2 separate regions of the Mus musculus genome follow, and region 1 is linked to region 2. Evidence: chromatin loops called from intact Hi-C (ENCODE). Cell type or tissue: left cerebral cortex. All regions are shown on one strand. Each heading gives the region's core, and the rest is flanking DNA. Links, peaks and the distances in the headings are about the cores only. Region 1 has its middle 27 kb from the start of Gm36109. Region 2 has its middle 110 kb from the start of Timd4.

Region 1 (5,383 bases), core at 201-5,200, 1.9 Mb before region 2:
TATATACGTGTGTATGTGGTGTATGTGTCGGTGTGTGTGTGTGTGTGTGTGTGTGTGTGTGTGTGTGTGTGTGTGCTTATGAGTGCTGATGCCTTCAGAGGTCAGAGGTGTTGGATCCCTGGAGCTGGATTTAACAAACTCAGGTCCTCTGAAGAGCTGTGAACCACTGAGAATCTTCCCAACGCCAGCTGAGCATTCTAAAATGAACCAGTAGGTGGCGCTCACTTATTTCGTATTTATATTAAATTAGCGTTCAATTGTGCCTGGCCTTCTGTGATACGGAGTTTTCATTGATAAAAACACTCTCTATGGCCCTAGTCAAATGTAACTCACGCTTTTGTATATAAAGGAAGGATCTGGGTTCCTTGCTTGTCAATGTAAACTTCTGGGTCCCACGGCTGTTGGGATCCACTAGGTCTTGCTAGTTCCAGAAATGTGCTGTTCAAGCGAGCACTTCCAGGTGATCACGTGGAACAGCACAGCGCAGAACTTTCTGAGTGAGGAATGCGGTTGTGGTGCCATGTTTTAAGATGGATTAATAGCCACTGCTTACTGGGACCTCATTATTTACTGAGCTCGGTGCTAGTGTTTTATTAACATGCAATTCTTCACACCATGAGGCAAATGTGTTGTTTTACCTCTTTACATGAGGAGAAAGTAAAGCACGCAGGCTTCAAGTAATTGTCACGGAGTCACGTAAATATTACAGCATGTAAATATTACCACTGTGATTTAAATTAGGTTTCCACAGTGGCTGGGTCTGCATTCTTAACAAATGCACAGATGGGCTTTGGGGTCTCTCCAGCTAATCCATTTCATGTGTGAAAAGGTCTTAAGGCTCTGTGGAGTGAGCCAAGCTTCAGGCCAGGTTTCTTTTCTTTCTTTTTTTTTTTTTTAAAGAAAGAAGGGGTGGGGTCAACCCCTTTAATCCATCAGGCCTTTGTTTTGTTTGTTTTTTTTTTTTTTTAGATTTATTTATTTATTATATGTAAGTACACTGTAGCTGTCTTCAGACACTCCAGAAGAGGGAGTTAGATCTTGTTACAGATGGTTGTGAGCCACCATGTGGTTGCTGGGATTTGAACTCTGGACCTTCGGAAGAGCAGTCAGGTGCTCTTACCCACTGAGCCACCTCACCAGCCCCCCAGGCCAGATTTCTTCAGGGGCCTGAGCTACACAGTACGGAGTCACAGCAATAACACTGGAGAAGGGGACGGCAGCCTTTATTCCAGCCCTTGTATATTCTTTACCAGAAGTATGAGACAGCGCCTGTCTCCCTACCAATTTTGTTATAGAAAGCAAGGTTCGGAGCCTAGAGTGTTCTCTGAGTACAGTCTTCTGAATGACTTGGAGAGTTAGGCTTGGAGCTGCATGGCTGCCTGTGACGCCAGCTCAGGAGTCTGAGGTCAGCTTGGACTGGACAGGACGACTCTCACTCAAATTTACCCTATTCCCTGACCTAGTCAGGCCGTCCAGTATTGGGGCTCAGGAGACTTCCACTTTAACAAATGCCCCAATGATCCGTCTCCATGTTGGAGAAATGGTGGACCAGAGGCACTCCGTGTTGTCAGCACAGACACAGACACCATGGGCTTGAGCTTTGGAGGTCTGTCTTCCCCTGGTGAGTGCCTCAACTGGGAGTTACGTGATGAAAACACAGCTTCAAGCAGGAGCTGTAAACAGACAAGGAACAGGAAAGAGCTCCTGTGTGTGTGTGTGTGTGTATGTGTGTGTATATGTGTGTGTGTATGTGTGTGTGTATGTGTGTGTGCATGTGTGTGTGTATGTGTGTGTATATGTGTGTGTGTATGTGTGTGTGTATGTGTGTGTGTGTATGTGTGTGTGTATGTGTGTGTGTGTGTGTGTGTGTGTGTGAGAGAGAGAGAGAGAGACAGAGACTCTTGCTTGCTGAAGAACTGATACCTGTTAAGCATGTAGCCCAGGCTATATGACCTCTCCAGGGCGGGGTTACAGATTCGCACCAAGTACCTGGCTTGAGCACTTTTTAATGTAAGAGACTGTTGCGGATCCCACTTTCAGTTTAACTTTACATGCTCAGGAACTAAAACCTATTATTCTTTAAAACAATCTTCAAATACTTCTTTCATTTTCAGAGTGATGATAGACTTAAACTTGTTGCTAAGTGGATCACATTGAGGAAGTGTTAGCATTTCCTCTAGGCTCTGCCCAACAGTGACCTGCAGTTAACTGCTAGAAACAGACAGGTACAAGCTAGCCATTGAGCTTATAAAATGGACGTTTCTCTCCTCCCTCCCCCTTTCCCTCTCCCTTTCCCTCTCCTTCCTCTCTCTGTGTCCCTGGCTGGTCTCTTCCCCTCTTTATCTCTTCCTCTCGCCTCTCTCTTTCTGTCCTTCTCTGCCCTCCTCCCTCCTCTCCCTCTACCCCCTTCCCAGGATCCAAATAAACTCCCTTTTATATTAGGCTTGACATATGACTGTTCAGGGTGACACCTTGGTAGGGCCCAGCAAGGACCTCCCTCCCTGACCCCTCAGGCTGCTGGTTTATAATATACAACAGGAAGCATGTTAGAAAGCTCAGTAATGATTATCTAGTGAACATGCCCCCAAAGTCCTTCCAGATAAAAAGGATATTCACAGCAACCCAAAGAGCCCTTCCTGATCTCACTCAGTTATGACTCCTTTCCCACTCCTCAAATGTAACTGTTGCTGTTGTTGTTATTGAGACAGGATCTCAATGTAACTCTGGTTATTCTGGATCTTTCTATGTAGACAAGGTCTGCCTGGAACTCATTGAGACTTTTCTGCCTCCAGCTTGTTGGGATTAAATAAATGTACAACATGCCACACTGTACCTCGTATGTTAATCTCTAATAGAAGGTGATTTAAAAAAAGATAGGCAGCTTTTGTTTTGTTCAACTTCATATAATTCTTTGGGCCCCCATTATATGCCTGCTGCTGGGAATATAGAGTGAAAACTCTCTCTGCCCAGTGGAGTCCGTTATTGACAGGAAAGGCAAGACTGAAAATCAGTCGTAAAAAGTGGTGATTGTGCTGTGTGCTACAAACTTGGAAGGACAGGAGGCTGGGCACAGTTGTTTCCTTAAAGAGGTACAAAGAGGGCTGGAGAGATGGCTCAGTAGTTAAGAGCACATACTGCTCTTGCAAAGGACCAGTATTTAGTTTCTAAATCTCACATCTGGTGGCTCCTAACCACTTGCAACTCTAGGTCTAAGAGGATCCACTGCCCTCTGCTGGCCTCCGTGGGCACTGCCCCATAATTAAAAAAAAACAAAACAAAAAACCAAACATCTTTAAAATAGCAAGAGACACAATGAGAGTAAAAGAGTAAAGACGAATATAGGACCCAATAAAGAGCTATATCCACTTAAAGGGACTTGTTTTTATAGTATGAACAACAGTGTGGGGCATTGGGCTATTCACAGACAGGCTGGTCTCCAGTTGAGCTGAGATCTGAACCCCGGAATGGTGATAATTCATCTACATGACACAGTGGGCATTCCCTCATGCTCCTGGAACTCTGGCTCCTGCCCAAGGTACCACCCCCCACAGCCCCCACAAGAGAAGCATGACTAGAAGTCACGTATGCAATGGCCCAAGCTTCTGACCTTCAGGCTAAACTCCTCTCCAGTTACCTAGCAACAGTAAAATAAGACAGCATACTTTAAAAGGGGCTGTTTGGCCTCTCCTTGCTCTCTCACTTCTCTCACTCCTCTCTTCTCTCTCTTTGTCTTCTTTCCTCTCTCACTCCTCTCTCTTCTCTTTTTGTCTTCTCCTCTCCTCTCCTCTCCTCTCCTCTCCTCTCCTCTCCTCTCCTCTCCTCTCACTCTTACTCTCTCTCTCTAGCCTTTCCCCCTCTCTCTTTTCTACCTTCTCTCTTTTTCCCTGCCTTTCTATAAAAGAGCTCTAAAACCTTAGAGTGTCTCTGCTCATCAAGGCCCACTGAGCTTGGAGGATGGGACAGGCTTTCTCCTAATGAGCCATTTCTAATCTCCCATTAGAAGGCCTTCCTGTGCTCCAGTTAGATCCACTGCACTCACTCTTGCCGGTGTGGGAACCTCTCATCTCTCTTCCATGTCTCCCATAACCCCGGGGCTTTAGAGAGTAGCTCTGGGGCTCCCAGGTTGGGCAGCCCCTTGTCCACCCCCTGAAGAGTGGGTCAGAGGCTTGGATGCCCACCCGGGGTTGAGTGGAAAGAGTCTGGCAGCCCTCCCACCACACCTGCCTGTCCAGAGCAAAAGTGGAACTCTGGCGGGGCGTGGGCCTTTTCCTCCCTCTCTTTTCCAGGGCCCCCTTTTTAGTTCCCACACAACAGGACCATGTTACTCCTCCACAAAGGTAGTATGGTATACACATGACCTTTGGAGAGGACTGGGCTTAAACGATCCATATAGTGGTCTGGCTAAGTCCAAGTGGAAAGACATGTGACATGTCCTGCAGACATTATAAAATAAAGCGGATCTGTTTATCTCTAAATGATGAAGGAAAATTAGATATTTTCCATGCATTTTGTCTTAATTAGCAGAAAGGTTGGGACAACAACTTTAGCTTATTAAAAGGGATTTCATTTACACTTGTGGTTTTAAAACAGGAAATGTTTTTGGAGTTCAGTGAGTATCCAGACAGATTTCAAAGCAGGAGAAGGTGACACTAGGTGACATTAACAGTTTTTTTTTTTAAAGATTTGTTTATTTATTATATATAAGCACACTGTAGTTGTCTTCAGACACTCCAGAAGAGGGCATCAGATCTCATTAAAGATGGTTGTGAGCCACCATGTGGTTGGTGGGATTTGAACTCATGACCTCTGGAAGAGCAGTCAGTGAGCACTCTTAACTACTGAGCCACCTCTCCAGCCAACATTAACAAATTTTGGGGTGAGCTTCTGAACTTGGCCCATATATATATTTGGTTTTTCGAGACAGGGTTTCTCTGTATAGCCCTGGCTGTCCTGGAACTCACTTTGTAGACCAGGCTGGCCTTGAACTCAGAAATCCGCCTGCCTCTGCCTCCCAAGTGCTGGGATTAAAGGCATGGGCCATCACGCCCAGCTGGTCATTTATATTTTTATGAACATCTACACTTTTTTTTTCCCTTCTAAGATAGGGTCTCCTGGAGTCCAGGCTGGCTTTGAACTCATTATGTAGCCAAGGATGACCTTGAACTTCTGCCCTTCCTGCCTCTTCCCACTGTGCTAGAATTCTAGGTGTGTGTTACTGCACTTGGTCTGTGTGGTGCTAGGATTGCGCCCAGGGCTTTGTGCTTGCCAGGCAAACTCTATCAATTAAACTTCACCCCAGCCCCAGGCAGTATTCTTACACTAGCCTACTATGAATCCCTTAAATGTATAATTTAGAATATGTCGGTTATAATGTTGTAGGTTC
Region 2 (5,383 bases), core at 95-5,094:
CAAAAGTTGATGCTCACAGTCAGCTATTGGATGGAACACAGGCCCCCAAATGAAGGAGCTAGAGAAAGTACCCAAAGGAGCTAAAGGGGTCTGCAACCCTATAGGAGAAACATCAATATGAACTAATCAGTAACCCCCAGAGCTGTGTCTCTAGTTGCATATGTAGCAGAGGATGGCCTAGTCAGCCATCTATGGGAGGAGAGGCCCTTAGTCTTGTGAAGATCATATGCCCCAGTACAGGGGAATGCCAGGGCCAGGAAGCAGGAGTGGATGGGTTGGGGAGCAGGGCAGGAGGAGGGTATAGGGGACTTTGGGGATAACATTTGAAATGTAAATAAAGAAAATATCTAATAAAAAAATAATGCTCCCTTCAAACAGTTTAAGGAACAATGTATGTACCAAATGCACAAGTCAGCAGATAAAAATAACAGTTGTTTAAAAGAATAAAAAGCTAAAACTATGATCAGACTGGCATTTTACAAGGCTAATGCTAAGCATAGATGGTTTGCTTGAACTATGATAGCTATAATAACAGGATTAAAGAAGATCCCATAATCTCTGCCAAGAACACTTTCCTAAGGAACCCTTCCTGTCAAGAAGCTTCCGTGCATCCAACTTAAGTCCTTCTTCCTACAAATTAGATTCTCTAACCTCCGTGCATCATCCTTTATAATTAATGCCCTTCTTGCTGGGGATCAGAATGGAGAACTTCCCCTCCTCACTCACTCTAAAACTCTTGGGAAATAAAAGTATGCAAGAGATCTGGATATTTTTCAAATGAAACTATATGCTCAGTGATGAACATTGCACGTCCTATGCATTTGCTCCAGAGGCTAATATTTTCTAGAGTAAGCTTATTTTTTGAGAGTCGATTTATACCTCTGAAAACCCATTCTGTCTTCCCACTGATTACTTTTATATCAGTTACTCTTCTTGTTGCCATGGCCGAATCTCTGATGTAAGCAACTTAAGGGAGGGTGTATTTTGGCTCACAGTTTGCAGGAACAGTCCATCATGGGAAAGGCAGGATGGCAGAAACAGAAGCCAGCTGGTCACATTTCATCCACCGTCAGGAAGTAGTGATGGATGGAAGCCTGGTGCCTAACTTGCTTTTGTTTTTATTCAGAGACTCCAACAGATAGGTTAGTGCCACCCACATTTAGGTTAAGTCTTCCAATCTCAGTCAATCTAATCTGGAAATTCCCTCAAAGACAGGCACAAAGGATGGTCTCCTACATAATTCTAGACCTTGTCAAGCAATAATAAAGATTCCCCAATGCAACTATCACCCATGAATATTCCCACACAACTGAATATGCTCCCTAGCAGCTAAACTTTACGTTTTCTCTCAACAACTCTCTGCAAAGTAGGGGACTAACATAGCTGAAGCCAGAAGTCCTTTGTTATCAGATATGTATCCAGGAATAGACAATGACTAGCCTACCTGCCTATGTATCTAATGGAAGTCTCTAGGCCCTTCTTATATCCTCAACTGTCTCTGAGCATTTGACAAGGATTAGTTGCCTTTATCATCATCATATGTTTGTTACTGTTTTTTTTTTAACTTTAATAAAACCAGTACTGGGTGTTACTGTTTTTTTTTAACTTTAATAAAACCAGTACTGGGGATAGAAAAGACACCCTGAGCAAGTAGTGATGGAGTAGAGGGAATAGCATCTCTCTGTGGAATAAAGGAGCACCCTTGCTGTTTACTATGCAAATACAGTGTGCACCTCACCCTTCCATCTGTGTGACTCTGTGGGCGTCTAAGTTTGAGACTCTGACCTCCAAGCTAAGACATCCACTCCTGTGGGAAAGAAAGAGAAGCCTAATGCTGGACCCTTATGAACCTAAGCTATGGCCTTTATGAAACTGAAGAAGCCCTAGAAAGTAACAGGACTAAAGAGGGTCCTCCCAGGTGGTAGACAATTGTGTCATCTATTATAGGGTACACAGGGCTCTCTAGTGTTACACAAGATAAAGTTTCATGAGTCCTTCCCATGCTAGAGTGGGCTTTTCGGCTGCACAGCTTGCCTGAGTGTTGTCTGTGCTCCTTTAAGTAAACGCCTTGGCTCACCCAGCAGGACTTGGGTAGAATGATTGCTTTAGTCTGTCCAGGGTGAGTAGATAAAGTACTCAGAACTGTGTGGAGCCTGGGATGATAGAACCATCCTGGGAGGGATCAGGTCTACCTTCTCTGTGTCTCAGCTACTCCATGCTCACCTTCAAAGAAAACCAACTGGACAGAAAGTCTAAGATCCTGGATGCCAAAAAAGTCACAATCTCTGAAAAGGATAAGACAATCCATTTCAGATTTTACCAGAGTAAGAAAAGACAATACTGACACCCAGTGGTCCATTGACCAGCTCCCATCTGATCAGTACAGTTACTGAACAATACATAGATGCTTAGCCCAGCCTATACCTCCTTCCTATTGTGAATATTCAGCAAACAAAAGGTCATTATCAGTCTTTGATATATAAAACAAAGCTAGGTGTGTTGGTGTGCTTTCTCACATTCTGATTAGGTTCCGGTTACATCTTGGTTTGGCTTTGATTCATTACTACAAGGCATTTGTATTCAATAAGGTATTTATTTTGCATCATGGAAACAATTGTGGCCTTGAAAATAAAATGCAAGTGGGCCTAGTCAGCCATCATTGGGAAGAGAGGCCCCCTAGGTCTTGCAAACACATTTTTGAGAGTGGCTTTTGCATCTGGTGAGCTAATTAATATTAACTACAGACTCAAAACCAGCAAGACTTAAAATGAAACTTTGGGTGACATTTATTCTGGTCACCGATTTCAGGAAAATAAAGGAGTAGTGAATATATTTTCATAATTGTTCTTTCACCTCAAAGATTTTGATTTTGCAGGAAGGGTCTATAACAGTCTGGTCTCCCAATCCTACCAGGAATGACATCTTTGTGTAACATTCCAAATCAGCCTTAGAGTACTGGTGTCATAGCCCAAAGGCTCATTAACAATGAGGTCAAAACAGAAAACTAAAAAGTAAATGGGTCACGATTAATCAATAATGGGTCATCACATCTGAAAGGTGGTGGTCAGAAAAAGATTCAAATCAATCCTCCAGAGGCTCCAGACTGGATGATGAGGAAGATGATTTCATTCTGTCACCTCTGACTTCAGGACAGTCCCAAGAATGGAAACATTAAAAGGAAAGTGAGCTGTCAAGTGGCCGACTTGAGTTTCTGGCCAGGCCACTGAACACCTGTGGGGCCATGACACTATGCTCCACTAAGTACAGCCATCACACACCCAGGACAGAAAATAAAATTTAGCCAGGAAAAAAAAAATCATTCATACAAGAAGTGTTGCTGGTGCTCAACCCCAGTTGTGAGAGTCAGTTTTTATTGTCATCTCGACTGGAGTTAGAATCACCTCTGGGCACAACAGTGAGGCTATTTCCACAAAGGCTTAGCTGAAAAGGGGAGACCTACAGTGAATGTTGGTGGTACTGTCCTATGTACTGGGTTCGTAGACTGAAATAAAAAGGAGTAAAAGGTTGAGTACCACTTTGTTTCTGCATGCTTCCTACTTCCTGCTTTCTTCTTTCTGCTTCCTGCTTCCTGGGTCCTACTTCTGCTTCCTGACTGTAGTTGAAACATGACTAGCTGCTTAAAGCTCCTATCACCATGCCTTCCCATTATGACTGACTATGCCCCCAAAACTGAGAGTCAAATAAAGTCTTCCTCCTTTAAGTTACTTTTATCTGGAATTTTGTCTTTGTAACAAGAAAAATAACAAGTAGAACAGTTTGATTTCTCCTCCTCTACAAACTACAGGCTTCCAAGCATGAAATCTTACACAGGGTGCTAGATGAAGAGAAGCCCAAAGACAAATATAAAGAGACTTAGTGAGACTCCCCCCAGAGGGCCAGGAAAGGACCTGGGCACAGAGCAGCATTTATAACCAGAGAACTCAAGAAGGGCTATCCAAGGAAATACTCAGGAGAGAAACAGGGATGTGAGTATCTGTTTCATGGAAAACAATACTCCAAGAATTATTCCCAAGTACTTAGTCCAACAGAATCGGTTTGTAGGCATGTGACTATTAAAAAAAAAAAAACAATAGACAAAAGTCAAATCTCTTAAAGCCAAGCCAAAAAACAAAGAAATAGTAAAAGAATATGATGGCCAATGGAAACAAAATAAAAATAAATAAATGAAATAATGTCTATTTAGAACTAATGAATGATTTATAAACAATAGCAATTAAGATTAGACACATTCAAAATGAAATTAGGATACAGAAGATGAGTGTAATCATAGTAGTTGTAGAGGGGGCTGTAAAGTAACACAGAAAATAAGTAGATATGAAAGAGTGTTTACTGTATTCCCAAAAGAGAAAATTCTTGAAATAATTATGATCCTCTTTAGAAATAATGTTTTTTTAGTACGTGAAGTGAATGTCATATGAGTTAAGTGAATTTCATGGGCCTCTGGGAATGTTAGAAGAACTTAAGATTCAAATTCACATCAGCACTACTGGTTTAGATTAAGTTTTTACCACACACTCGTGAGAGGAGCTACTCTGATGATGATCACTCCTGCCAGCCCACAGCCACATTGATATTCATGGGACAAACGTTTTGTAACTGTATAACAGCACCCCGCTAATGTAAATTTCATACATAGCTTCCTAAAGGTTAAACAATGCTGCCCAGCTCTGCTGTGCCTGGAAAGCAAATGACAGCAAGAGACTCAACCCTGGCAAAGAGTATCCTCATTGAGAAAGTTCTCTCACAACAAAATATTACCCTTTGCTTAGGAGAGAGCCTCAATGTCTTTTATAGTCAGTTCCCTGGGAATGGGAAACTACATACACACGTGCGCGTGCACACACACACATACACACAATCACACTCACACACATAAACTCACACTCAAATTCACACACTCATAAACACTCACTTTTCTGGTCTCAACAACTCATATCCCTAAGTAAGAAATAGAAGAAAAATAAAGTATTTCCAGGTTTGCTTTAGGAATATATATTTCAAACTTCCCCAAGCTCTGGTCCTTATATTAGTTCTCTGGCTCCATCCTCTCTCATCCTCTCTCAGTGAGCAATAATTACTGAGCAGCTCCCATGTGCTCAGTTCCCCTAGAGATTGTAGAGTTAAAGCAATGAGAAATTCAGATAACTTGTGTGTATACTAAAGGGCCTATAATCTGGGAAAGGAAGACAAGTTTTGATTGAGAAAATTGGGGGTAAATATACATTAAATGGGGAGGCCCTATAAAGGCTTTATAAAAGGGTAAGATGACATTTCCATTGAAACTTGGCTGCTGAAAAGGATCAAATCATCTAGAGATGCATGGAGGCCACTGATTAGGAATGCATTAGTATGCTCTAGGCTG

The links. Hi-C counts contacts between places; a loop is a spot of excess contacts. Peaks named below come from ENCODE experiments on the same cell type or tissue, not always from the same donor. Only the 100,000 strongest peaks of a DNase experiment are listed, where the experiment ranks them.
Region 1: a loop joins it to region 2, with 8 times the contacts of the local background. A loop is called at or near these places in 6 of 42 quality-filtered maps.

Annotation. Positions count from the first base shown.
Region 1 is chr11:48,769,724-48,775,106 of GRCm38, reverse strand. No RefSeq gene overlaps it. Among named protein-coding and RNA genes, the nearest start is that of Gm36109, 27 kb to the left of the region's middle. In left cerebral cortex, for the core only: CTCF peaks have their summits at 223 (motif pointing right) and 3,239 (motif pointing left); DNase peaks (open chromatin) are centred at 225 and 3,225; H3K4me3 peaks cover 253 bases.
Region 2 is chr11:46,917,413-46,922,795 of GRCm38, reverse strand. No RefSeq gene overlaps it. Among named protein-coding and RNA genes, the nearest start is that of Timd4, 110 kb to the right of the region's middle. In left cerebral cortex, for the core only: a CTCF peak has its summit at 2,352; a DNase peak (open chromatin) is centred at 2,316.